7 separate regions of the Mus musculus genome follow, and regions 1, 2, 3, 4, 5 and 7 are each linked to region 6. The links are chromatin loops, found by intact Hi-C in ENCODE. Cell type or tissue: left cerebral cortex. All regions are shown on one strand. Region 1 overlaps Cspg4b (chondroitin sulfate proteoglycan 4B). Region 2 overlaps 4921509O07Rik (RIKEN cDNA 4921509O07 gene). Region 3 overlaps Gm41071 (a long non-coding RNA gene). Region 4 has its middle 26 kb from the start of Cspg4b. Region 5 has its middle 14 kb from the start of Gm41071. Region 6 holds the start of Snx18 (sorting nexin 18). Region 7 holds the start of Gpx8 (glutathione peroxidase 8 (putative)).

Region 1 (4,000 bases), 280 kb after region 6:
ATACATAAAATTTATATACACATGCATAAATACACACACACACACACACACCAGAACTTATACATACAAATCTGTGTTCAACTCTATAAGGCTACTGTGGTGGTTTCAATAAAAATGGCCCCATAGACTCATCTGTTTGAATGCTTGATCCCTAGTTGGTGGAACTATTTGGGAAGGATTAGGAGGTGGAGCCTTGGACTCAAAAACTTGCAGTTAAGCATTTTCTTTTGTTAGATTCCTTGGTCATGGTTTCTCTTCACAGCAATACGAACGCAACTAAGGCAATTCACTATCTTGAAGAATAACTCATGCCAATAAAAACAGCACTGCTAAAAATTCAAATTCTTGAGTTCAAATTATTTTTGTGCAAAAACATTGGATTTTGGTTTTGTCCAATGATAACCAGGGTTCAAGTCACTGTGTTCATATTTCCTAGCAATATAACCTTGTCCACATCTCTTAATCTCTCTGGGTTCTAATTTCTTCATCAGTAAAAAGGAATAATGGGGATATTATCTATGTTGTACTTAGCACAACCTCACCTGACATACAGCAAGTCTTTAGTAAATACTAGCTTTGGGTAGCCCATTTTCTTCACAAGATTTGGCTCTGAGGATAAGACCATATCTGGCTGTTGTGTTATGGTACTATGTGGCAAGCTAGGTTCTTCTGTGTGTGTATCACCAAAGATACACACTCAGCCCAAATGTAACTTCCAAAAATATTAGATTTACTTTATTTGTATGTATGCATGTCTATGCATACACATATGTGTGCAGGTGCCCTGGGGAGCCAGCAGAGGGAATCTGATCCCCTGAAGCTAGAGTTATAGGTAGTCTTGAACTCTGCAATGTGGATGCTGGAAGGCAAACTGCAGCCTGCAAGAGCCGAAAGTGTCCTAATCAGTAGGCCATCTTCTCAAGCCATTGAGTGTATTGTTCTTTAACACTACTCTACTTTAACACTATACTAAAGCCAGCCCAGTTCCATTAACATCATGAAGGCTATTTCCTATCACACACTGCATATATTGCTTTACTTCACATTACCCATCATGGGAGGGGGCATTTACCTGTTAACAACTTAATTTCTGACTGTTTCTCTCTCAGTCTAAGGACAATAGCTTTTCAGTGTCTACTGGAAATACAAAATTAACAGTGTGCTCAGATTACAAGGACGTAGGCTTAATTTAACTTGTGGAAAAGCCACGGTTTCTATAAAATATATACGTGGGCCTGTTTAACAGTACCATGACTGCCAGTTTCAGGCTTTACATTTTTAAATCATTCCCTGTAGCTTATTTTTATTTCTTCAGGAATGAAAATTAACTTGAGAATGTGCTGTCATTTTCCTTCCTGTAACTTGTAGACCCTGATTATTTTTTCCCAATCAGGAGCTTAGAAGAGTTATTTTTCCACTGTAGTTCCTCTAAGGCCAAACACTGCTTTCCCCTGTCACCTCTGGAATATACCACCTTCTAAAACAAATGGGGAACCTGTCACTAGCTCAATTAGCAGTCCCATTGCTTCAAGGGAAGCTCTAGTTTAGAGCCCAGCATTGGGTCACAGTAACTTCAGATATGTGGAGAGAGGGACAGCAATGAGCTCAACCTTGAAGCCAGATTTGAAAGTTATGTAAGGTTCAATAAGCAAGTGTCTGAGGACAAACCACACTTGCCCTGAGGACAAGCCACACTTGCCCTGAGGACAAGCCGCACTTGCCCCTGGGGGTAGTACACGAAAATTCACCTCTGCTTGTTAGAGGAAGAGAGGCTGACCTCCTGAGTTACCAACTGTGTCTACCCAATGTCATCATAGTTGTGCTATCAACATTTAAAGACTCTGGCCTTTGGATCAGGTTTCAGGGGAGTTGTATAGAGTACTCTGATGAGCTGCCCTGCTGTGTGGCATTCTGGAAGGCCACTGACTTTTACAGCCTCCACGCTTCCACTGCACCTGGTTTGCAAAGCTCCTTCTAGTTATTCTAAATAATTGCCAAAAACAAATAAGTGTGTGTGGGGGGTGTATCTCCAAGGGACAGTCCTTGATTTGCACACACTGGGTCCTGGGTTCAATCCCCAGCACCATACAAAGCCAAGCCAAGCCTATCTTTAAAGTAAAAACAAGGCAAAGCATTATAGTATTATATTACAGGTCTTTTTTGAAAAATGGGAAAATGAAGCCCCCTCGTGGCCAGAATTTTATGTGGCCTGTGTAAAACACCACTTAAACTCAAAAGCACTCTTAAGAATGGATTTGAAATGTAAGTGAAGAAAATATCTAATAAAGTAATTTTAAAAATCGAACGACAACAACAAAAAAAGAAGGATGGATTTCAGAGCAGAATACAAAGGAGTCACTAGGGATAGCATAACTCTGAATCTGCTTTGTCAGAGCACAAATAAATGACCCCATTCATGGCCCCCAATTCCCTTAGAGATGGGCCCGCCCGCCAGCCCTGCAGTTTAAGGATGTGTCTTGTTCCTGCAGGAGAAAGGCCTCACTTGAAACCCTACACCAGAGAAGGCAATGCTTAGACTCTGCTCTGAATCCCCAACCAGAGTCCACCATGCCACCAGGATCAATTCCCACCTCTCCCACGCTCTTCTCCAAAGCAGACTGGGGTGGACACCCTTGCTATCTACAGGCCCTGGCAAGACTGGGAGGAAGAAAGCCATATAAGGTCACCTGAAAGCTTTAATAAAATGCAGATTGGAGAGAACATGAAATCTGGGTCAGGAAAAGGTACCTGCTACCAACCTGAGGGTCTGAGTGTGCCCCTGGGACCTGCATAGTCGAAGGGGAAACCAACTCTTTGCAAGTTGTCTTCTGACATCAATACTTGTGTATGGTGTGTGTGTGTGTGTGTGTGTGTGTGTGTGTGGTCCCTTTACCGTATATCCCAAATAAATCAATGTGATTTTAAAAACCCATAAATCTGAAGGCCTTGTGGAAGTCACATTTTGCCTCTGTCCCAGATTCTCTCTCTGCTTAATGTTGTTATTTGGGCTAGTCATATCTACTGCCCATATCACACATCCCACCACTAGTCTCTCCAGCCCAGACCATGCTCATTATAGAAGTAGCTTACCTCCAAGCCACACCCCAGCCCTTTACTTCACCCCTACCCTTAACTCTGTGGGAAGCTCATACTTCCTCCAGGTTCTTGGGTTCCTATACTGTAACTGTGCAGGAGAAAGCAGTAGTGCTTCATTGTGATCACAAGTTCACACCTTAACTCTGCTATATCCCCGAGGCTCTGTCTGTCTGTCAGCCAGTCTGTCTCTCTTGCAATCTTAGCCAAGAGTCTCCTGTGCTATAGTTTTCCCCTTTTTTCAAATAAAAACGATACCCTACAGAGTTGTTGAAGGCTTGTGTCACAGGCTGAGCCCAATACCAGGCACAGAATAAACATTTCAGCAGTATTAGCTACCGTGTGACCAGAAAGTGGTCATTATCTTCATCAACCAATTGCTCTGAAATAAAGAGAAGAAATGCTGCTGTCAGAAATGATCCCTACATTTGAGAGGAACTACCCACACATCTGCTACTAGACAGTGTGCTCAGTTAGCCGTGGCTTTAACTAAGTGCATATGCTGTCCACATTCACATCCAGAAAAATGGACAGACCTGATAATCCTTTAATATTATTGGGAGTTGATTCATGACACTCCCTGCAGTGTGGTCAATGCGCTTAGCTGTTCCATGCTAATTTGCCATCATTGCCAGCCACTCTGGTGGGAAAGGGAGAAATAGCTTGAAAACAAAGATAACTGGGGGCAGAAACTAATAGCATATCTTGGATCCTGTGAACTGCCTAGAGCAGACTTTCTAAGAGACGAAGGCTAATTCCTGGCTGCTGCTTGGCTCTTTTTCTATTTGAAATTAAGTTGAGATTGATAATAGATATTATCATTGTGCTTCAAAATTTCAATGCACAAGACTACATTGTTCGAAGACCTTTAGGCAATCTCTCTCTCTCTCTCTCTCTCTCTCTCTCT
Region 2 (4,000 bases), 130 kb after region 6:
AGTCATTCTTTCTATGAGCAAGAATGGAACAGCTGTTGTGTGACTTAGGATGTTTTACTTCTGACACATGATAGGTCCACAATGTAAACCTCCTTTCCAAATTCTAGAAAATGAGATTCCAGAGATGTGGCCCTATCTCCATATCTCTGCGCCCATGAAAGTCCACTCTCCACTCTCGCTCATCCTGCTCCATGGTCTTCACTCATGTTCGTCCTGTTGCACGGCTGCCAGGGTTCATAGTGTGGGACTGAGAAAAGTGGAAGCATGGCCCCCGAAGATGCCCACTTCCTGGTCCTTAGAACCTCTAAGTAAATTACATTACCTCACAAGGAATTGCAGGTGCTGTTAGGTAGGGCATCCAGAGCTGAGCAGATGAGCGTGGAACACCCAGGTAAGTTCCCCATACTCACAAGGGTGACTCTAATTATGAGGGGACAGGAGAGCGGGCAGCAGCAGCAGAGACAGGCCTGGAAACCCTCTGTGGCTTTTCACTGGAGAAGGAAGGTCACTGGTTAAGGAGAGCATGCAAGAGCCTCTTAAAGCTGGCAAAGAGAAGGACTTGGCTTCTTCTTGGAGCCTAAGGATGTAGCTTTCCAGTAGCTTCATTGTGGCCCAGTGAGACACACTTAGGACCTTTGACCTGTGACCTTTGCCTTGCATAATTATGAGATTATATATCTGTAAATGTGTAGTCGTATTTTAAGTCACCAAGTCTCTGGCAATCTGTTACAGCAGCAATATGAAGTCAATCCATGAAGTCAGTTATCACCACTTAGCAGAAACTTAATGACTGAGCTAAAGAGTCCTGTTACTCTAGTGCTGTCCTCCTTTTTGCTCTTCAGAGTATTTTCCACCACATAGAAATTATAAACATTAACTCTTGCTAGATAATATAAACATTAATTTATTTTTTACTTTTTATCTTTTTTGGTTTTTCAAGACAAGGTTTCTCTGTGTAGCCCTGGCTGTCCTGGAACTCCCTCTGTAGACCAGGCTGGCCTTGAACTCAGAGACCCACCTGCCTCTGCCTCCCAAGTGCTGGAATTAAAGGCATGCACCACCACGCCAAGCAACATTAATTATTTTTAATTTACATTTATGGTATGTATGTGTGTCTCTCTGTGTGTGCACATGTGCACCATGGTAGATGTGTGGAGGTCAACTTGCAAGGGAGAATTGTCTCTTTCTATTACATATTACATATTACATCCCAAAGATGTAACCCGGGGCTCGTACCCGCTGAGTTATCTTGCTAGCCCAAAGTACACATTTTTAAAGTTTCTTTCACATTAGCATGTGGCCTCCATAGAAAGAGTAGTGCCTCAAGCATTTAGAATTAAGTCTGATACATAGCAGGACTTAGAAGAGGAGAGGGGTGGATGCTGAGGAGGAGAGAGGGGGCGGGGACTAGGAGGAGAAGAGGGAGGGGTAGCTGCAATCGGGATATAAAGGCTGTGTTAATAAAAATACAAAAATAATAATAACGAAAGAGTAACTTCCTCCCTGTGTAGTCATTCTCCCTCCTCCCTCCCCCTCTTCCCAGTGGGAAACTTGCAAAGGAAAGAATTTGGAGCCATCTAGAAATGAGGCATTGTGGTAACACTGCTTCTTCCTTCCAGCACTTACTCTAACACTTACCCAAGGCTGGGGGTGAATCCCACCAAGCTAGCCGTTCCGGAAAACTATCAGATTGTTCATGCTGAGAAGAGGGCAAATCCTAGGATCTGAATCTGTAAATTCCCCATAATTTTGAACCTCACTTTGATGTATTTTCTGGATACTATAATCTTCTCCTGACTGCCTTCAGATTAAGATGTAGAACTCTCAGCTCCTTCAGTACCATGTCTACCTGGATGCTGCCATGCTCCTGCCTCGATGATCATGAACTAAAACCTCTGAACCTGTAAGACAGCCCCAATTAAATGTTGTCCTTTTGTAAGAGTTGCCTTGGCCATGGTGTCTGTTCACAGGAATGAAACCTCAACTAAGACAGACATTTAGCTATGGAGATCATGTCCCAACTTTACAATTACATTTGGCCAGGTGACCAATGAAATGGTGGCCAATGAAATGTGAACAGAATATCTTATGGCAGTTTCTAACCGACTAGCATGTGTGTTCTGTCTTCCATTCTCTTGTCCAGAACTTGGATGGTTCTAGCCATGTAATGCCAGAGTCCCAGTGGGAATCCTGGAGCTATGAGCAGTTGTTGCCACTACAGCCTGGAGCAAAAGAAAAGGCTGTAAGATCAAAGTGTACAGAAGAATTAGAAATAACTAAATTCGAAAACTAGCAGAAATGAGTACAACACATGTATTGTTGTATGCATTACATATATTTATGTAATGGCAATATAGACCAATAAAAATTAAAGCATATAATTGCTACTTACTGTTGGAGTAATGTTTTTGTGCATTGTATAAAGATTATCCTTGTATTATTCAAATGTTGGTTTCTGAACCAGCAGAGACCTGACTGATTTAGGTAACCATCTCCTGCCTTAGTATTTTCTGGACAATATTCTCTGTCACCTTCCGATTGGTTAAAATAAAAAGCCTATGACCTACAGCAATACGCAGAATAGTACGGTGGAACTTCCAGAGAGGGAGAGGGACTCCAGGAAGGAGTCAGGCACGGAAGATTCATCCTGACGGACACGAAGGAATAAGCAGGTTGAGAAGAAAGGAGAGGTAACTAGGAACGAGGGGAACAATGCCTAGCTATAAGGCCAAAAGCTTATAAATAAATACAGTCTTCATGCCTATTCAGGAACTGGGGTGTGCATAAAAATCCCTAACATTTACAACTTACAACAGTGAGACTGTCCTGAAAGGTCCTCGTGAAACCAAATACCCAAGGATAAAGACTAGAAAGAGGCAAAGCCATAATGAGTGATGCTGGAAAGCAGGGTGGTGCTTTTAGGTTGATGTAGGGACCGGAGTGAGGACAAGAGGCAGCTATGTGGTGCTGCTAACTCCATGGGTGTGATCTCTTAGTCAAAGCTCTTTGACCTCTTCCTGTTTTGTGTCTTTTCCTTTAAACTTAAGAATGTATTGGCTTACTCTTAAATGACTTCGATTTGTTTGTTTGTTTGTTACTTAATAAAACCAAGGTTAGATGCTGAAACCTTAGCCATCCCACATAACACTAATGTAAAGATTGGGGCATGAGTGTGTCTGTGTGCCTGGCAACAGGTGCTACAAAACAAAAGTCTTCCTAAATCATCTGTAAAACCAAATATTGTTGTGGCATGGCACCCTAGACCTCGTGTACAGAGTCATATGCAATGAGATCTCTTTATTGTACCCACATTTCTGCCTGATAAGGAAATAAATCTATTTGACAGAATAAAAAATCCCTCATACAAAAAAATATTTGGGGGAGGCGAGGGGGGGGGCAACATTAACCTCAATTCTGAGGGCCCAAGAGAAAAAGGATAGGAGGTTTAAAGAAAGCCTTTTCTGTCCTGAAAGAGATTAAATCGTCACATTCTTTCTCTGTAACCAGAACATTTACTAAGGCAATCCCAGCTGCTTCCAACAAATATGCTAGGTGGCTTTGCCAGAAAGAGGCAGAATAGAGTAATAATGAAAGCAGCTATGATAAAAAAAAAAAAATAACCAGACAAAGCTGTGTTGAAGACAAGAGGGACAGAGACTGGTTCCTACCATAAGATCTATGCATACTCTAAAGACTTACTTCTTCTGAGCGCCCAGAGTAATGCCCAGTGTAGCCCAGAGTAGTTGCCCTGGTAGCCAAGAGCAAAAAGATTTTTCCAAAAGCATTTAAGTGTTTAAGGAAAAGGAGAGAGAGAAAAAAAAAAAAAGGAACAAAACCCGTGCTAAAATTTCTCTAGCAGTTTAAGACAACGTAGGGGGTTAAAATGATTTTTATCGTGGCTCCTTGAAGGCATTTCAACTTGGCTCAAGCAATTGTGTAATGTCCAGGAGGAAGTAATGGGTTTGTGTGACCTGGTTTTCCTTGGCCTCAGACTCTAGGG
Region 3 (4,000 bases), 200 kb after region 6:
GAACCTAGAGGTTGGAAATAAAGTATTGAGAATTTACTTGTAAATATTCATGGTCATGAGTCTGGCTCAAGTCCTCTGGCCTCTGCTCCATCATCAATACTGGATCAGCCTCCTCTTGGATGTCCTGTTGTTTCCCTGTGTCATGGAGATCCTGCAGCTTTGGATCCACAGGACCAGCCTCTTCATGCTCTCCAGCAGTTCATAGATGAGGTAGATGTTGCAGTGGACCAACTCAGAGCCCTGGATATTATAAGCCTGCTTGGTTATATTCCCTCACGTGTGCACATGCATCTGCCACACAGAAACACACACCAAATACTACAGAAAAGGGTTGCTTTGGATCTATTTAGACTTCTCAGTATTTCCGTACTATCCAATATACAATAAAGATTGTGCAAAATCAGTTTACATGTGTGCAATAGGACATCATTGGTGTTTATCGTTTCTATGACCGCATTCCTTTGCAAATAATAGAAGAACAAATGCCCTCTGCTCTTTAAGAAGCTAAAGGAAAGTCAAATAAGGTTTTCTAACTTGTAGATAGCATTCGACTATTAAGCACCACTGTCAAGAGTGTCCGTGTGAAGAGACATACCTTACTCTAGAAGTTCAGCAATAAATCGGGCACATCTGTGCTGTGCAAGGAGGCACCTGTGAGCTGCAATCCCAGCTCCGCTCTGTTCGGTTTGATAAAGACCTGAGTATTGATTTACTCAATGGAGTTGCCGCTATTTACCTCCTAAGGTAAACAGTGTTTGTGTGCAATGCAAAGCATTGGCCACTGCTTACTAAGAACCTAATATCCCAGGCACAAGGCTACCCTTGTCCATTGGCTGATGGGGTGGAAGACCAGGGGAAAGACTCCAAATATCACTCAGCTGCCTCTGCTCCAATACATGGCTGGTGCCAAGTCCCCAAATATAATCTTTCCTAAGCTAATTACCCTGGTCTTTCCTTGACTACTGATTCTACTTTCTTGAGTCAGTTTGCTAGAAACCCATCCCAGCAGAGAAACACCACGGGAACTTGTTCTGTTGTGTTCCCACATGCCTGATTCACGCTAGTCTCCCTCTTATTGATGCTTACCAAGTCAGTATGGCTGCCTGCCACGGTCTAATATCTCCCTAGTGGAGACTGTAATCACCCATATTCAAGTCTAGAGCTCCAGCCTGGGCAGGCAGTGTATCAGAGCATAAAGAAAAAAACAAAAATAACAAAAAACCACATCTCTTCTGTGAAGGCCTTGAAAGTGCTGGTTGGAGAAGAAAGAAAAAATAAAAGCAAAAGCCACATTATCTAGGGACACAGTAAATACATACAGCCTGCCCAACTCACCAACTTGGCTTGACCAATTAAAAATTCCTCTTATGTAAATAGTTAATAAAGGATCAATAGATGGATTGTATTTCCATGAATTACAGAGTTTTTATTTAGGGGCACAGTTTTTTCTTTTTCTTTCTTTTTTTTTTAAATTCAAACTTTTATTTATTTTTTCCTCCACATTCAACAATCCCCATCTGTTGCTCAATGTCTGCAGCCACATGCTCCGCTTCCTGTTTATAAACGAGCGCTGTTTTCAGTGAGTCAGCAGATTGTGTTCGGCACAGAAGTGCAGTAAATTGTGTCAAGGCCCAGGAAGTCCAGGGGACTTTTGTGAATGGCCTAAGAATGTTGGGCCTTCCAGTGGAAGGGAACCAGATTTCACAGCAAGTGACTACGCAGTGCGAAAATCAGTCAGCGAGGAGGGTTGGCCGTTTCTCACTTAGTTAAAGGCTGGACCAGTGCCAAAGATACACAAAGCCAGCCACTGTTTGATTAAGGTGTCAAAGACAGATTTTAGTAAGGAGCAATTACTGCAATAGGGAATAAAGTGTTTGTACAGAAACGCTGTGAGGGCTTTCTCCCTGCATTGAGAGGAGTTGAGGCAGCATCTACCAGCTTCTAAGGTCTCAGTAATAAAACAAAGTTTAGTTCCACCTGTTTCCACTAAGGAGACAACAATTTACAGAGTGTGGGAGACAGGTTACTGGCAGGAGTGTAGGTCTCCAACCCCCCAAGCAGCCATGCTAGAATGACATCATTTTGCATGGATGATGGCTTTGAAGGGACATTTCCTATTTCTTAGACATGGCAACTCAGGTCTTCAAGCACACACTTGCTCCTGTGACAAGACATGATCACAACTCCTTTCAGACTTCTATGAGACGGACCCCAGTGTCCTGCTCTGTTATAACAATATACCACAACCTTATTTAGGTTCAAAGGAAGGACAGTTAGTCACCATTTCTTCATAAGGGAGGGGGAAGGGCATGCTGTAGAAGACCTTGTGACGTTGTAGATATCATTGTGGTCTGCATAAGTCACTTGTGCATCACTGTGCCCCAAACCTGAGGAAAGATTAATTTTTGGCTCAAGGTTTCACAGCATAGTCTGAAGTGGAAATTTCTGGTTTCTTTGGAACCTCAGTTATGTCATAGGATGTTTTGCTGGAGCAGATAGGTAAAAAGTTGTTTTGCTGAAGTAAACATGTGAGAGGACACGTGATGTTTAGAAAGAATATAAATATGACCCCACAGACAGTGGGAGGAGATTCTGGCATTGGTTCAGCTTGCATTGCATTGCTTGTTTCTCTCGTCATGACTTCATAGAGAATAACTCGCCAAAGACCATCTCAGGATATTCTGGCAGCTTCTTGCCACTTCGAAGGACTCAGGATGGTTGGTGGAGCCTTGTGGTTTCTTCTGGATCCAACTGCCTTTGCTGATTCATGACTGGTGGTTGCCAAGTGGACTGGACTGCAGCTGCTGACTTGTGTTGGTATTTTACTAGAGGACTGGACTGCTAACAACAAAGACTAGAATAGCCCCAAAGAACTATTTCTAAACAGGTTTACTTTACCCGTTTCTTACTAATCTTTCTTTTCAACTACCTCTGGTGGGTGATGGGCTAGAAGGGAGGTTAGGAACCCTTATTAAAGTAGGTTTTAAAAAGTATACACCAACAACAGTCTGTCATGGGGTGGGTAGGCTCATCTTTGGTAGTGGGAGCATGGAGTAGCATCGTGTTAACATGGTGGCTGATCAGAAGACAGAGAGAGCTAGATAGAAACAAGGCCTAGGCTATACCCTCAAAAAAATCTACCTCTAGTGAACTACATTGCCAGCTCCTAATGGCTACATGACCTCCCCAAAATAGCTTTACAAGCTGGGGAGTAAGCTTGTACATGCTGGGGACAGAAATGGGGTTCTAGTATCTCCTTCAAGAACTCACACTCAGTGACTCGACTTACTTCTATTAGGCACTGCCTAGTAAAGGTTCCACCCAGTAGCACCACAGGCTGAGGACTTGTGGGCCTCTGGAGGGACCTTCAGCACTAGCTTGAAGAGCTGAGATCAGGAGAGACCAAGATGGCTGCTTTTTCTCAGTGGTTCAATACATATTTCCAGTGACTCTATAGAGTAAGTGAAGGTCCTGATGAGAGTTGTAGAGAAGCCAATAATGAAACAGCTTACTTAATGGCATTAACCACTGTGTCCACGTTGCCTTTGAACAGATCAGAAAATGTGTTTTGACCCAAACTGATTGAAAAAGAGATTGTGTCAAAGAATCCATGGGGTCTTATGATGTTAGTTTAATAAAAGGTGTCAATAAATAATGTTACTATACTTCATTGAAGTGGGGAAAGGGATGTATATATACACATATATGCACATATATAAACATACAAATGTAATCATACATATACACACATATATATAATCCATTATACAGCATATGTATGAATATTTGAGTTAATAGGATAATAAATAAAATTAGTATCAAAGAATATCCTTTCACGGAAGCTTCATTTACTTCCGACACACAGAAGTTCTCCATCCTGCCCACACTGAGTGATGCCACATGCTATACTGTGCCCCGGGGCCATCCTCAGATCACTTCACGCTAGATGATGTTGTAAGAGGCCTAGACCCAGGCAGGTTTGCACAGTGAATTCTTCCAG
Region 4 (4,000 bases), 350 kb after region 6:
GTTTTTTTGCCAAGATGAGGTTTTGAGAATTAACCAAAATTAACCAATCAGATGAGAAACAAGTTAACCAATCAGATGAGAGACAAGTTAACCAATCAGATGTAGGCATGCAAATGAGGTGGTAAGCACAACCCATGCATAACCAATCCAGGTGTGAGACACGCCTCTCCTAGGCCTATATAAGCAGCACCAGTTCTGGGCTTAGGGTCTCTTCGCCTCTGCAATCAAGCTCTCCCAATAAACGTGTACAGAAGGATCCTGTTGCAGCGTCGTTCTTGCTGGCGAGTCAGGGCACGCGCAAGATATGTGTATATAGTGTGTGAAGTCCTTAAAGACCCTGGAGCTGATACCCTTGTGCAACTGTGTTTTGAATAAAGCCAGCACAGTGTTAAACATAAGGACAGGCAGTGCTGATCATGGGTTTCTGACTGTTTCTGGGTGGCTTTTAGTTTTATTTTTTTCTGACTGCTGTAACCTACGTTTTTTTTTTTTTTTTAAGTAGATTGCCTTGAATAGATTGAAGTGTTGTTAATAATGATTAAAGATTAGAGACAAGGAATTATCCATGGAGATTTAGATTGCCATTTAGAATCCAACGTAGTCAGTTATATGTCCATGAATTAATGAGGTATGCATCACTACTAGAATGAATACTGAAATAATGTTATACATGGTAGTCATGAAGTGTCTACGGGTTGTGGTGTGGGTATACTTTATGGTGTGTATTTAAGGTCCGTGAGCTGATGCTTTTGTTGAGCTTATTTTGATCCGCAGTGGGGGGACTCGAGGTACACACCTAGCTGCTTTCACTTTTTCCTTCTGTTTCTGTGGTAACACATACTACCGTAATCTCTGTTATATAAACATCTTTAATCAATTTGACACACAGACAACATGGCACTGACTGTTGCTAAAATAGAAACAAACCATGATATTGTTCACTCATGGTTAGCACCCATCTTCCTTTCAATGGAGACTAATTGGAAGTCGACCTTGCAACTTTGTCTCCAAACTGCCAAACTCCCTCACAACAAAAGACATTTCAATGCTGGGCCAGACCCTGGTGGCACACACCTCTAATTCCATCTGCCATCAGTGGATCTCTGTGTTCCAGGAGAGGCTGGCCCCATAGAACAAGCTCCAGGGCAACCAGAGCTACACTGAGAAACAGTGTGTGTGTGTGTGTGTGTGTGTGTGTGTGTGTGTGTGTGTGTGTGTGTTGTGGGTGGGAGACTTTCAAAAGTATGCACGTTTCTCCAGACACGTGTACAGTGTTTAATTCACTTAGTGGCTCTCTGGGATAAATACTATTAGTAGCTCTGTCTTCAGATTCTGCGGGCCCTGCAGTTCTTACACTACAGACTCACTTTCTTACACAATATTCTCTTCCAGGCCAGTTCCTCATTTTAAATGCACACATCCATCAACACAGTGGTTGATGTCAAATTCCAAATGACCACAACCCCTAGTGTAAAGTCAATTTACAAAACACCTTGCTTCCTGTGGTCTGAACTCTTGGAGGAAGACTCTGAAAGACACAGAGAGCACATAGTGAGTGCCAACAGGATGTAACCCCATATCATATATGACAGCCCTAATCAGACCCCCTGTATCTGGGAAATTGTGGAGACTTGTGTCTTTTTACAGCTTTGCTCATTGGCTCTTGGCTAAACAAGAGTCTTGAGAAAAGAGATGTTTGAGCCTTATAACAGCGAATAACTAATACACAAGTCTGAAATACAATATGCAAATGATTGTCGGTTAAGGGTAATTTTTCCTCCCCAGAATATAATTAGCAATTGGAGATTATTTACTGTCATGTCTGCTGGCTTTTCGTGGTCAAAAATATTGATAAATACTCTGCACTGTGCAAGATAGAGATTTCATGTCACAAGAATGATATCTGGTCGGAGATATTAGGATATTTTTTCCTGCAGGAACCCTGATACTCTGTATAGACAGTGAACTCTATCTACTTCTGGGATTCCAGATGGGGAATACTGAGTAGGCCCGCCCTCTAGTGGACAACGTGAATAGTGCAGCTGAGTATTGTCTTTGCAAGAGTTATTAAGTATGTCTTACCCTTTCCGGGTGCTGTCCTTCTCTCCCCACCCCCACCCCCGACCCTCAAACACACATTTAGACATTTACTAAAGCATGAAGCATAGGCCCTCCATGCTGTCTGCTATATCAGCGTGGCTACCTGTACAGGTCTAGCCAGCACAGCGGCAACTTCCTTGTTCTCCTTAGAGTAGCAATGAGAGTAGCCACACCCCGTAGCTGCTCCATCTTACCACTGACTTCATTCCCAGTCCACTGGAGAACGGAGGTCTGCTGGATGGTTTTCCATCAACTTGCGCTGCCTCAGAGAGTTGATGTTCAAAGTCAGCCTTGAGAAAGAACAGCTCACGTGCCTCTTCATTCCACCAGTAACTCCATCATTGGCACTGCAGTCTAAATCAAGGCATTCAGCATCGTTTACCACCCACATACGCAAAAGCCATTGTTCCTTCCTAAGACCACACGTGTTGCAGAAAGACCAAGGCCTGCACATGCTGATTCAAATTATTACCCATTTTCTCTAGCGTCCTCTCTTTGCCTACGTGTTAATTCAACTGGGAATGTTTATTCTAGATTAGCCTAGCCCTTCACATGAGAAACCATCCAATCAGGTTTGTCCATGCTTCAGCCTTTGGGCTGCCTGCATCCCGCAATAGCTGTGAATATGTCCCAACACATCTGTAGATGATATCATATCAAAAGTTTAGATGCCTCTACTAACATCAGCGTTTGAATCTAAGCTACTTTCTCATGGCAGCGAGGAGGAAGAAACATCTCAAGCTCTCCAGAAACTAAAAGCTAAAGTTGAAGAATTCACAGAGCCATCTTAAAGAATAATATACCATTGGGGCTGGAGATGTCGCTTGATAATAGGGAGGATGCTTAGCCAGCAAACAAAATGCTGGTAATGATGGCGGCGGTGGTGGTGGCGGTGGTGGTGGTGGTGGTGGTGGTGGTGGTGGTGGTGGTGGTGGTGGCGGCGGCAGCGGCGGCGGAGGTGATGGTGGTGAGAGACCTAACCGATGATGTGCTTGTTTCAAAATAATTTCTCCAGTTTCTAGGAATCAGGACTTTAAAGGCTGGAAGTACTGCTCAGCAGTTAAGAGCACTAACTGTTCTTGCAGGGTTGCTGAGCCGGGTTCCCAGCATCCACGTCAAGTGGACCACAAACATCGGTTAACTCTTGATCCAGGGGCATCCGGTGCCTCTGGCTTCCGGCTGGCACCCATACACAAACACATCCACGTACACACAATCAGAAATAATCATTCTAAAAAGGAAAAGACTGGTTTCCCAAGGAACCGCCGAACGATGCTGGATCTTGAAACAAGCTGTGCCACTTGGGGGCGCCATTTGTTTGATGAAAATCTGGTACCTTAAAGTGTCATCTTTGACCGAGTCCCATGCCCAGTGCATGCTATGAAATAAAACCGAATTTAGAGCTCACTTCTAAGAAAAGAAACAGAAATGGCGGTTTAGTCTGTGTTCTAGTGGGGTTAGGCAAAATTCAGTTGACAAGCTCTCAATTTCCTTGTACAAAGCTGGCTTTATCCAGTCAAATGAAATAGAAGGCTGTTGTGTTACAAAAGAGGCTCTGTATATTTGGACAGAAGAGACAACAAGAGCAAATTGCATAACAGGCATCTTCTCACTTACAGGCATCTTCTCACTTACCTAAGCCCTTTGGGTTCTGTAGGGCTACGCCTTCTGCTTATTTGGCTGTTTAAGCTCTTCTAAAAACAAAACAAAGCAAAACAAAACAAAACAAAACAAAACAACCTGATTGTGACCTTAGCCTCTTGAACAAGCATTGTTTGTCCAACAAAGTTTCAACATCTGGCCAGAAATAGCCAAAGAGTCTAGGGAGACTTGAAATCCCCAAATATTTTTGAGGGCTCTGCAGAGGGATGCTCAGACACAGCTCTTTTAATTTGCTGGA
Region 5 (4,000 bases), 210 kb after region 6:
ATGCCACACCTTCTAATAGTGCCACTCCCTGGGCTGAGTACCCATGGATACTAAAGGGCAATGGTCTGGATGCTGGAGATGCCAACAGATGAAGGAACTACTGGAAGTTCAATGGGTAACAGTAATGCAAAGGACATCTCAGAGGACAACTAGGTCTTACCAAGGAGAGTTATTCTAGTTTGACAATATCCCATGGATGATCTCATGGATCCCATGAGAGAAAAGACAGCCTCCTTTTCATTTAAATCACAGCAGAAAGCAGATGGTCCACCTATGGTGGGAACTTAAGGTACATATAATAAATGAATTACTGTCCCAGGCAAGGGCCAAGTCTAGGGAATCCACTAGTAACAGTGAAGCCACGAACCAGCCACAGCAACTCATCCCTCCCCCAGATACAGGGACCCTCAAGCCTACTCCACTTGACCCCCTGACCTCATTCACATCCTGACTCTTCTTTTCTCTCAAAACTGTTAAACTTTTGAAATCTTAGCCTGTTGTAAGATGTTTAAACCAGTCTTTTCTTTACCCTTATTTTATCGAGAGATTGAAATCTGCCAGCCTAGCTCCAGTCACAGCAGAGTTGAAACAGACCTCTGCCTTGGAGCATGGTAACAGTGTCTAGCCTTCCATCAAGAGCTTTTACTTCCTTGAGTAAAACAAGATAATGTGAAATGATCACACAACAGTCACCCGAAACTGCTTTGACATACTGAGATCCAAGAGCTCTTGGTAGAAATGAGCAGAATTCCTGTCCATTGGGAACCAAACCTAGCCCATGGGTTGCAAGGTTTTACCTTGTGTAGTAGCCAAGGGCAAGTCAATCCAAGTCTAGACTGATGAATGTAGGGTAATTCCAAGATCTGTGATCACTGAAACCAAGCCTTCTGGCCTTCTTGGAAATTTCCTCACTACGTATGGTTTGAACTCTCATTTTTGACAAAAGACTTACTTTCTCTGGATCTCAATTTCATTTATTTTTCACTTGTTCAAGAAATTATTTTTTATACATAGTGGGGCAACAGTGGCCCAAAGAATCAAGCAAGGTGGCACAGGTCTATTATCCCATTTAGGAGATTGAGGCAGGAGGATTATAAAGTCAGACTAGGCTTCATAGTGGGAGCCTGAAAATAAAATAAAGAGAAACGAAACCAAAAATGGCCCAAAGTAAGATTAGACCCAAACACTGGAGTTGTGTCAAGATGACTTATCCGACGTCATAAGTCACTTCTGAATCTAATTATTGATAAGTAACCCATTGAGTGGACTGGACTGGTCCAGTTCTGTGCAATGCAGGGTTCCCTGGGACATTACCTTGCTCTATCACAAAACTGCAAATGACATGGAAATAATAGTTGGGGGGGGGGGCTTGTTCTTATCTGATCACAGCAGTCCTTTGAGGCTTTGGACTTAGCTCCCTGCCAGGAACACTCTCCGTCCTCTCCCTCATTCGCTCACTGGTCAAGTCTACTTCAAAAGCTCCCTTCCAAGTAAAGCAAAGGTCACAACACCACTGACCAGAAGCAATCTGAAGAGTCACTCGACTCGCTCTGTGTTAGCAGGGTGATGTATCCCTCCAGGAGGAGGCGGTGGGTACCACGTCAGTTTCCATGGAAGTGTTAACAGACTTCCTAAAGGATGCAGTTTCCCAGCAGGACACCCGAAGCCGACTGCAGAATGAAAGCGTGCCGCATGCAGTTCCATCTGCTTCACATTATGTTTGCCAGGAGACAAATGTACAGCCCTCCGACTCCAAAAATATGTGTCGGTCTTAGCCAAAAATACATTTGTTCTTGGATTCATAAAAAATTCAGGCCATGTGAAATATGTGAGGAGCATGCACTCTCATGAAAAATACTGACTGAAAAGAAAAAAAGAACTCCTTAAAAGCTTTCATTGAGAAGCAGCAAGGTTGGCGCAGCTCTGGGCATAGGAAGAGAAGCAGAATGGGAAATAAGAAAGCTTTGCCCTTGGTGGGGAAATATTATATGGACCACCTCCTAGCATCCCAGAAAGGCCATGAGCAGCCATAGGTCAGGGTCTCCCCACTTCTGCGTGGGGTTACTTAAAAAGCCAGAGGCAAGGCCTATCAACTCTGAACTCTTGGTTTTGGTATCTGTGGGGTTTTTCAACATATCTGTGTTCAAGAGCCAGTTTTATTTTTCTTTTTCTCCAGTTCACAATGGGCCAAAGCTCTTATAAAATTATAATAAGAATGGATTACTAAAAACAAAGGAAATACAAATAATATAGAACATGAGCCTCTATTTTGAAATCACATCAGATTCAACACACATAAAGTTATGTTTGCCAATTGTAGCCAGAGGCCATTTTGAGAGTGTGACCATCAGGACTGGAACCAAAGCAGCATAGGCATCCCTGTTCCCTCTCCCAGCACAAGATGACACTTTGGGGCTGCCTATTCTGTGTGGTCTGGGTCCCACCATGTCCCTGAATCAAGAAGAGGAGGCCCCTGTAGAGGAACTGTCCAGGAGACACAAAATACAGAGGAGAAAGACTTTCCAGGAGAGTCTCAAAGGTAAGGAGAGGACAAAGGCCTAGCTCCAACTTCTCCATGACAAGACTCAAAGGCCAAAAGTACTTTGACTGAGGGCACAGCAGTCTCACGAGTGCCAAGATGAACAGCAGCTGCTATATGCAGGACCGACAAGAAGTTGGTGACTGGTAACCCCATGCATGCCTTCCCACAGCGTGTGCCCTAGAGAATATCCTCACTCAACAGCAGCAAGCTCTCAGGTAACCTGGCTCTCTCTTCACTCATTAGATTCTCTGTATCATGGGCAAGCATGGACTAAGCATCTTGCCGGACCTCAGTTTACTAGCCCAGAAAAACAATGCATCTTCTGGGGGGTTGCTGAGAAGATGAGGTGGGTTGAGAGGAACTCTGAGTTCATTTCTTTAGTTAGCTTGAGATTCCCACAATCCCATTGGGTCCAGCAAGGCACCTAGACATAGAAAAGTATAAATTGAATAAACCATGTAGAAGGTGGACACGGGTCCCAAGTTTGTACTTGAGAAGACTAAGCCAACGTTACAGGACTCATTGCTAAGGACTAACAAGAACAGCAGAATATGTAAAGAACTGACTGGGAATCCGGATGTCAATAGAGGGGGAAAGTAGGTAACATACAGATACTATGCTAACAAGCTGAGAGGATGTGCCAGAGCCCTGATGGGACAGTGGAGCTATTCTAGAGTCCAAAGCGAGACACTTGTGTCCTCCATGGCCTGCAAGTCACAATGCTGAGTATGTAATCCTGAGTCTTCTTTAGCAAGCTCTAAACTCAAGGATCTACCTTTGCCATATCCAGGCAACATACGTCATTGTTGTTGTGTCAATGAGCACAGTGGTCATTTATTAGATTCGTATTTTTTAGTACAACTGATTTAATCTACATTTAAAATTTTTCCCATCATGTCTATGAGATGGCTCACAAGATCAAGACGATAGCTGCCAATCCTGATGCCCTGGGTTCAATCCCTGGACTACACGTGAGCAGCGGACTGACTTGTCGCTTCCTTATGTGTGATGTGGCACATCCTCTAACTCCCAAACACACAATTTAAAAGTACGTAAATGTAACAAAGCAGTTGTTTGTTTCGAGGCAGGATTTCTTTGTGTAGCCCTGGCTGCCCTGGAACTTACTCTCTAGACCAGGCTGGCCTCGAACTCACAGAGATCCACCAGCCTCTGCCTCCCCGGTGTTGGTATTAAAGACCCAGCAACAAACAATTTTTAATGAAAAAATGTTTTAAAACATCTCTTGCACTTAAGGCCTGGTAGCTACTTAGCTTTTAGGCTGTATCTCCCAGTGCATGTATGGATCGGTGACCTCTCATCTGCAGAGTTAATATGTGTAACAGGTAGGAGTTCACACTTGAAGCTGATTTCCAAAGAAGAAGGGCAAAGCCCTTTGCCCTTCGCCTCGCAGAGAAAGAGACTTAGGGTTAGAGAACCCTGCCAGGCCCAAGACAGCAA
Region 6 (4,000 bases):
CTCCACCTCCGAAGGACTGGGATTAAAGGCATGCGCCATTATGCCTGACTCCAAAATTCACTTAACAAGTTTTTACAAACTTAAGTAACTCAAACAACAGCTGGAAGTCAAACACTCTGAACACAGCCTAAAGATGATTTGACACATACATGTTGAGGAAGGGCGGCAAGAAACTATTCTCTCTCTCTCTTATTATTATGCTTCTATAAGAGCAGAGAACTTTATATTCACACTAAAAACATTGCTGCTCATAATACACAGTTGTCTTAAATCACAGCTGGGGACCCTTGGGCACTATTCAAGGGCATGTCTGATGGTCTGCATCCTGCAAGGTGAGCTTATTGTGTGTCTGAAACCAAGGCTGCAGTGACGTTGGGCTCGTGATATGGCTGAGCATTGGCCAGAATCACCTCAGACTCATTATGTATTTGATGCTGAATTAAATATTTGTTCGCTGCCTGTTCCGGGAAAATGTTACTGTCACGAGTCATGAGTTTCTCATTCAGCTATGTGGACTCTCTATGGGGTTGTAAGCCACAGTTTAAGCTGTGTTCTAGACAAATCTTTTATAAATGCATTGATATATTTACTTCCATAGGTGAACGATTGCAAGTTATTCATGCTAAAACACATTTTCTCCATATCCAAGACCATCTTAGGGTAGAGTATTTCCTACCATTCTGACCACAGGGCCAAGCACCGTGGCAGTTTTGGTCCCCTCCCTCCCAAAGCCTGATTCCTCAAGAACGCAAGTCTGTAACCTTTCTCTCCGAGGCTGAGCACTCACAGAGCCATGCACACTTAGAACATGCGCACTGGGGGTAGAGAGCATGCGCACTCGGGGTATCACTATTCCCCCCCACACACACACCCCCAACACGCGGAGACCCTTAGCAATCGCTTCTGCAGTTGCACAACCCTTTTGAACAGACTTTCACGTAAACTCATGGAATCATTATACCTGAGATAAGCCTGAAGTTACTGTAACTAACTCTCGAATTTAAAGTTTACTACTGACTAATCCGTTGTGTTTTATCTGGACCATCCGAGGTGAATATCTCATGGATCATACATAATTTAAGCTGTTCAGTTGGTGTTGACTTTATGTTTCCGACTATGGCAAGTTGAATCTCACTGATTGGTCTCCACGACAATCGTCACATTCGGAATTTTGAGCTGAAAGTGCTTGCTGCACTTCAGAAAGAGCTCAGGAGATTGAGTTAAGGCTGTGCAATAGGAGGCCCAGTGCGGGTGCCGAGTGTGGTGTACTTTCGTTAGTGGCTTTGAACAGGATGCTAAGTTAGCTGCCGTGCTTAGGAGAATGGAATCTTCTGGTCTGATTGCTGGATTGCCATAGAAGGGGTCAGAGGGCAGGCGGAAATTCATGACACGTGACTGTAGAACTCCAGTTAGAGGTATCCTCAAAGGATTAGGCTAGACTCAGTAAGCGGAGCGTGAGAAAATAAGCCTTGGGCAAATTACATATTGAAGGAAAAGATTTGAAACAAGGCAACCACGGGATATTGACATACGTCTATTAAACTCTCAGGAAGTGATTTTTGATCTACTTAACATAAATTTATTGAAAAGGAGAGGTTTTGTCAATGACCTAGGAGGAAGTGTAAAGTTGTAAGCCTGTTGCGTACCACACCTATGACAGCTCTAGTTATAACTAGTTCTAGGACCCTTCTTTCTCTCTTAGAAAAGAGGCCAGAGATCGCGTTTCCCCTCATAACAGCCGCAGCCAACAAGTGGACAGTGCTTACCGAGTATATTAGCATTTCACTTCAGTCACCTGTAAGATAAGAAAGCCATTATCACACAATCCACAAACTCTCAGAGATAAGGACAGCGCAAGTGACAGGCTCAAGGTCATACAGCCAGTCAGAGCCAGAACCGAGCCTGGCTCCTGCGCCCTGGGCCCTGAAGCCTGAGCTTTCATTCGCTGCACGTGTGCTAGCACCCAACTCTGCACGTTCACTGGAGACTTCTCAGCTCTCTTTCCCTGCACCACCCTTGCCTCTGGTCAAACAAGGATCTTCCCGAATTCCAGCTTTGTTCCAGGCTCCACTCCTTGTGTACAAGATCAGAGAGTACAGGAAGGAAGGGAACCGCACCTTTAGTGACAAGATGAGGATCTTGTGAGTTACTACACATTAACCCTGGCAAAGACGTACTTATCAGTGCAACAGCTAATCTTCTTTGTGAACGCCTTTATTACAAGCTTGGGTTAAGGTCATTTTAAGAGCATTTACTCTGAGAAGTAACAGCTGGCTATCGTAGATATAAATAATCTATTTAAAAACAACAACAACAAAAACCCCAAAAACAACAAAAAACAAAAAAAGAACAACAACAAAAAAAACCCTACCCCACATTTTCTAACGTACAAATCTAAACAATTTCAGATAATTCACTTCTGAAAGCCTCCCACCCACCACGTGGTCACTCAAGCGCGCGCCTTTTCCGTAGCCGCCACAAGGTGGCAGCGGCGGCCGCAGAGTCGGCGCAGGCACGGCTGCTCGGCCGTCGCTTGCTCTCGTCTGGCACGCGGCTCTCGGCAATGGATTAGCTCTGCTGGGGACGTGGGCGCTCCGGGCCCCGCCCCCGGCCGGCGGCGGCCCCGAGTTGCAGTCGCTGCTGCGAGCCGAGCCGAGCTGCACGGAGGGCGAGAGCGGAGCGGGGAGCGGACCGGTGCGCTGCCCTCCAGGCTTCCCTTCGGCGTTCGGGGGGGGGATCCTGACTGCAGGGGCCCTCGGACCGGCCCGAGCTCGGGGCGCCGGGCTCGGGACCATGGCGCTGCGCGCCCGGGCGCTCTACGACTTTAAGTCCGAGAACCCCGGTGAGATCTCCCTGCGGGAGCACGAGGTGCTGAGCCTGTGCAGCGAGCAGGACATCGAGGGCTGGCTCGAAGGGATCAACAGCCGCGGCGACCGCGGCCTCTTCCCGGCCTCCTACGTGCAGGTGATCCGTGCGCCGGAGCCTGGCCCTCCGGCCGACGGCGGCCCGGGAGCTCCGGCCCGCTACGCCAACGTGCCGCCCGGCGGCTTCGAGCCTCTGCCCGCCGCGCCACCCGCCGCCTTCCCGCCGCTGCTGCAGCCGCAGGCGTCACCCGGTTCCTTCCAGCCGCCGGGCGCCGGCTTTCCCTACGGCGGGGGCGCCCTGCAGCCGTCGCCCCAGCAGCTCTACGGTGGATACCAGGCCAGCCTGGGCAGCGACGATGACTGGGACGACGAGTGGGACGACAGCTCCACGGTGGCCGATGAGCCAGGCGCGCTGGGCAGCGGCGCGTACCCGGACCTCGACGGCTCGTCGTCGGCGGGCGGCGGTGCGGCCGGCCGCTACCGCCTGTCCACCCGCTCGGACCTGTCTCTGGGCTCCCGCGGCGTCTCGGCGCCCCCGGCGCACCAAGCGTCTGGAGCCAAGAGCTCGGCCACGGTGAGCCGCAACCTCAATCGCTTCTCCACCTTCGTCAAGTCGGGCGGGGAGGCCTTCGTGCTGGGAGAGGCGTCAGGCTTCGTGAAGGATGGGGACAAGCTGTGCGTGGTGCTGGGTCCCTACGGCCCCGAGTGGCAGGAGAACCCCTACCCCTTCCAGTGCACCATCGACGACCCCACCAAGCAGACCAAGTTCAAGGGCATGAAGAGCTACATCTCTTACAAGCTGGTGCCCACGCATACCCAGGTGCCCGTGCACAGGCGCTATAAGCACTTCGATTGGCTGTATGCGCGCCTGGCGGAGAAATTCCCAGTCATCTCGGTGCCCCATCTGCCTGAGAAGCAGGCCACCGGGCGCTTCGAAGAGGACTTCATCTCCAAACGCAGGAAGGGTCTGATCTGGTGGATGAACCACATGGCCAGCCACCCGGTGCTGGCGCAGTGCGACGTCTTCCAGCATTTCCTGACCTGCCCCAGCAGCACTGATGAGAAGGCCTGGAAACAGGGTAAGCGGAAGGCTGAGAAGGATGAGATGGTGGGCGCCAACTTCTTCCTCACTCTGA
Region 7 (4,000 bases), 570 kb after region 6:
GGAGGCTATGAAAATTCTTAGTCCAGAGGTCTTGGGTGGACTAGGTGAAGGTAATGTAAGAGGTTCAAGGGTCCCAGCCCAATGGAGAGTGAGGCCAGAGTGGCTGAGTAACAAAAGAGTAACAAAGGACATGGTGGAAGGCGGGTCCTTTGAACAGGAGGTGGTGGTGGTGGTAGTGGGAAAGGGGGAGGAGGAGGAGGAAGAGGAAGAGGTGGTGGTGATAGTGGTGGTGGTGATGGAAGAGGAGGAGGAGGAAGAGGTGGTGGTGATGGTGGTGGGGGTGGAGGAGGAGGAAGAGGTGGTGGTGATGGTGGTAGTGGAAATGGTAGTGGTTAGTTGGTTGCTTTCTAATTTTTTGTTTTTCTTGTTTTTATTTTTGAGACCGGCTCTCTGTGTGTAACCCTGACTGGAGACAGAACCATGATCCCCCTACCTCAGCTGCCACAGTGCTGGGATTACCAGTACACACTACCATTGAATCCTCTTACCTAACTTCAAGCCTAAACTACCTTTGCTCAACTACACCCAACCCCACACACAACAGAAGCTGGGGACAGGTGCTCAAAAGCACCAGGAGCAAGAGAAAGCCAGCGTCTAGACCTCCTAGAAATGTGCAGTGCCACCAAGTGGATGTCATGTTAGTCCAGAATTTCCTGTGTGGTAAACAGGGCAAATCCTAAGGAGGCTGGGGATATGCAGCCCTCAGCTGCCTCCAGTGTCCACCCCCAGTAACTATGCTCTTCAGAGCAAAGGCCCTGGGTAGTGAGCTATAGCCAAAGAGAAAAGAGATGAAAGATACAGCAGCTAATGAGTGTGTCCGCACAGATGTGGGTTTGCGGATTTCATTTGGGGCTTGTGCTTGAATTCTGCTATTTAAATATTTGAATTCTGCTGCAAGGGTTGTGCTTTAATACAGAGCCCAGGATTTTTTCATCTACAGTTTGGAATCCATGAGTCATTTTCATAGGTCAGAACCATGCTGTCTCAGAAGTGCAATGGTCAGGACTACAGAGTGGGTAAAGAACCATTTCATGAAATTTATCAGTGGGATATATGTGCGTGTGTATGCATGTGGGCATATCTATAGTGTGTATTGTATATATGTGTATGTATATGTATGTGTATGTATATGTATATGAGGGGCTATGTGTGTGAGGGTGCATATGTGGGGGGAATGTGTGTATATATGTGTATGTATGGGGATATGTGTATATGGGTGTATCTGGGTGTGTGCCTATGTATATGTGTGTATACCTGTGTGTATGTGCCTATGTCTGTGCCTGTGTGTTCATATGTATACCTGTGTGTATCTGCATATGTGTGCCTGTGTGTGGATGTCTGTGTGTGTGTATCTGTGTATGTGAGTTGTGTGCCTGTGAATGTGTGCCTCTGTGTGTGTGAGTGTGTGTGTGTGTGTGTGTGTGTGTGCATGTTATGTTGTAAACTATCTCACCAGTGACAAAGACAAAATTGAAGAAGACAATAGCTGCTATGGTTTCTAATAGAGAATGGGTGTTATGCCTTTATGGCTTTCTATTTTTGCTGTCTTCTCCTGGCATCTGGTTGCCTTCACTAGATGACGTCAGAATAAATAGGATGATCTTTTCCAGCCTTCGTTGCTCTATTATAAATATTCTCTATATTCATATAGTACGTCAATAAATACATAAAACCTTTAAGTTCTTTGTGGTCACACGTCATATTAACAGACCACATTAATCTACACTCTAAGCCATTTCTGGGTGTTATTCAGTCCTCCACAGCCAATCTATTGCTCAGTGAACACACGGGATGCTGAGCAGCCCGATGACCACTCATTTCCAAGTTACAAGAGCACCACCTTCTGGTAAAACGTTTTCGTAGAAGGGGGCGTCTTAAGGATCTACTAAAACGATAGAATTCTTCTATCAAAAAAAAAAAAAAAGTTAAAGTGCAGCCACGTTAACAATTTTTTTTTTTTTTTGATTTTCTGACTTCGTTTGATTCTTCTGGGAAGGGTCCTCCTGCTCTTCAGCAGCCGAAGGGTCTGTAACCCCTTCCGGCTCTCCTTAAGCTCGGCGGGTTTCAAGTTTCAGCCCCGCCTTGCATTCCAGCCTGCTGAGACTCCCAGGATCGTCCAAAATGGAGCCTTTCGCTGCCTACCCATTAAAATGTTCCGGGCCCAAAGCAAAGATATTTGCAGTTTTGCTCTCTATGGTTCTGTGCACCGTGATGCTTTTTCTCCTTCAGTTAAAATTCCTGAAGCCGAGAACCAACAGCTTCTACTCCTTTGAAGTAAAGGATGCCAAAGGAAGGACCGTGTCTCTGGAAAAGTTCAAAGGCAAAGTAAGTCTTCCGGCTTTTATTTCTGTTGTTCCTTGGCCCTGACACTTATTCTCAGCATAGAGTGGGGTTCGGCACAGCCATAAGTTGGAATGTAGTCTTCAAAGTAATATCGTTAGTGGTCCTTTTAGTTATCAGAATTCTAAGAGCTTTAAACTTCCACTCCACAAAGCAACTGTTTTTCTCGAAAGCTGTCTTCTCTTTTGTGAGGAAACGATGCTGTATTATCTAGGAGATGCTTTGAGACCCGCTACTAAGAGTGTTCTTTACATAACCTAACTAAAACTTTGTCACAGTCTTCGACCATTCATTTGGGTTATGGTTTTCAATAAAGTTGGATCTGTCTAAAAATATGGAATCTATCAGACTTCGTAGTCTGCCAAAATGGCTTAGGATTTTAGCTGTATGAAGATTTTTTTTTTAATCTTTTGCTTCTCTTTCCGGTGGGTCTTTTTTTTTTCTTTTTTTCTTTTTCCGGGAGGCTTCCCTGGTTGTAAACGTGGCTAGTGACTGCCGCTTCACAGACAAGAGTTACCAGACTCTCAGGGAGCTACACAAGGAGTTCGGGCCCTATCACTTCAACGTCCTGGCTTTTCCGTGCAATCAGTTTGGAGAATCGGAGCCCAAGTCCAGCAAGGAGGTAGAATCTTTTGCGAGACAGAACTACGGAGTCACATTCCCCATCTTCCACAAGATTAAGATTTTAGGGCCGGAAGCAGAACCTGCGTTTAGATTTATTGTTGGTAAATATCTACTCTGCCTCAATGTTGTTCATTCTTCTCATTTCATACATTACATATGAATGATATAGAGAAAGATAAATAGATACTTTTAGGGCTAGAGCTCATATTTCGTTTATTTTACTGGGAAGTTTTCATAAAACTGTCAAGGATCCAGAACCTCGCCCTTTGCCACTTTCTAACTCGATGTTCTGACTTCTGGGATGGTAAAGAATTCTACTTTGATATGTTTTTACTCCTGTGACCATCATGGTGAAGGCCTAATGTGAAGCGTGGCCATGCCTGCTTTCCCAGATACTTCAACTCTCCAGTAATCTAACTGCCCTTTGGGGCAGTCTCCCTGCCTTGTACTAATGCTGCACACTTCAGGGATACCTGATGGCAGCACATCATTAACTGAGTATGTCTTTATGCTTACTTTTATGGTGGCCTCTTTATCTGAGTCATTATCCTCAAGGTTGACCTGTCAGTTTGCCAGGGTTTTGCAGAGATCCAAAGCAAAATAACTTATTTTCAAAACCCAGTCATGTGAGGGTTCCTCTATAATTAAAGTAGCCACGGGAATCTATTTCCACGGCCATCTATTTAAAGCAAGCTAAAGCACTTGTAAGACAATGAACAGGAACCCTGTGGCTTTTATTTCTGGGGTATACAGAAAAGGTAGGACAGGAACTCTTTCTTGAGCAAAGCATCCAAGTAAAATCTAACAAGAACTCTGTCAAACACTATAGCTCTACAGCTCTACAGCTCTTACTGGGAGCGGGGGGGGGGGGGGGGGGGGAAGGGGGGGAGCTTGTGGAACCTAACTCACCTCATATAACCAAAAATGCGACAAACAGTATGTGAGATCTCACTGACCGTAGACAGGAGAGTAAGAACCTAGAGGTAAAGTCTAGATTCCGGAAGAAGGTATCAACTCTGCCTCCACCACTGACCAG

What was found. Peaks named below come from ENCODE experiments on the same cell type or tissue, not always from the same donor. Only the 100,000 strongest peaks of a DNase experiment are listed, where the experiment ranks them.
Region 1: it touches region 6 in a loop (9-fold over the local background); 33 of 42 quality-filtered maps call a loop at or near these places.
Region 2: it touches region 6 in a loop (2.2-fold over the local background); 10 of 42 quality-filtered maps call a loop at or near these places.
Region 3: a loop joins it to region 6, with 2.3 times the contacts of the local background. A loop is called at or near these places in 9 of 42 quality-filtered maps.
Region 4: a loop joins it to region 6, with 4 times the contacts of the local background. A loop is called at or near these places in 19 of 42 quality-filtered maps.
Region 5: it touches region 6 in a loop (2.8-fold over the local background); 5 of 42 quality-filtered maps call a loop at or near these places.
Region 7: it touches region 6 in a loop (5-fold over the local background); 13 of 42 quality-filtered maps call a loop at or near these places.

The regions. Positions count from the first base shown.
Region 1 is chr13:113,335,550-113,339,549 of GRCm38, reverse strand. All of the region lies in intron 5 of Cspg4b (chondroitin sulfate proteoglycan 4B), which reads right to left. Among named protein-coding and RNA genes, the nearest start is that of Gm41070, 27 kb to the left of the region's middle. In left cerebral cortex, a CTCF peak has its summit at 2,201 (motif pointing left); DNase peaks (open chromatin) are centred at 1,292, 1,465 and 2,179.
Region 2 is chr13:113,490,691-113,494,690 of GRCm38, reverse strand. The region is part of intron 1 of 4921509O07Rik (RIKEN cDNA 4921509O07 gene); the gene reads left to right. Among named protein-coding and RNA genes, the nearest start is that of 4921509O07Rik, 10 kb to the left of the region's middle. In left cerebral cortex, no CTCF peak of the experiment used is centred here; no DNase peak of the experiment used is centred here.
Region 3 is chr13:113,415,953-113,419,952 of GRCm38, reverse strand. Gm41071 (a long non-coding RNA gene) reads left to right here. Exons shown (of 3, transcript XR_873978.1): 3 at 1-403. Among named protein-coding and RNA genes, the nearest start is that of Gm41071, 6.0 kb to the left of the region's middle. In left cerebral cortex, no CTCF peak of the experiment used is centred here; a DNase peak (open chromatin) is centred at 1,624.
Region 4 is chr13:113,264,841-113,268,840 of GRCm38, reverse strand. No RefSeq gene overlaps it. Among named protein-coding and RNA genes, the nearest start is that of Cspg4b, 26 kb to the left of the region's middle. In left cerebral cortex, CTCF peaks have their summits at 2,013 (motif pointing left) and 3,400 (motif pointing right); DNase peaks (open chromatin) are centred at 2,033 and 3,427.
Region 5 is chr13:113,407,744-113,411,743 of GRCm38, reverse strand. No RefSeq gene overlaps it. Among named protein-coding and RNA genes, the nearest start is that of Gm41071, 14 kb to the left of the region's middle. In left cerebral cortex, no CTCF peak of the experiment used is centred here; a DNase peak (open chromatin) is centred at 1,722.
Region 6 is chr13:113,617,189-113,621,188 of GRCm38, reverse strand. Snx18 (sorting nexin 18) reads left to right here and starts at 2,625. Exons shown (of 2, transcript NM_130796.4): 1 at 2,625-4,000. The coding sequence starts at 2,794. In left cerebral cortex, a CTCF peak has its summit at 2,473 (motif pointing right); DNase peaks (open chromatin) are centred at 2,544, 3,069, 3,491 and 3,666; H3K4me3 peaks cover 1,472 bases; H3K27ac peaks cover 1,369 bases.
Region 7 is chr13:113,044,497-113,048,496 of GRCm38, reverse strand. All of the region lies in intron 2 of Cdc20b (cell division cycle 20B), which reads right to left. Gpx8 (glutathione peroxidase 8 (putative)) reads left to right here and starts at 2,109. Exons shown (of 3, transcript NM_027127.2): 1 at 2,109-2,325; 2 at 2,804-3,065. The coding sequence starts at 2,122. In left cerebral cortex, CTCF peaks have their summits at 638 (motif pointing left) and 1,839 (motif pointing left); DNase peaks (open chromatin) are centred at 569, 1,817 and 2,082; H3K4me3 peaks cover 1,399 bases.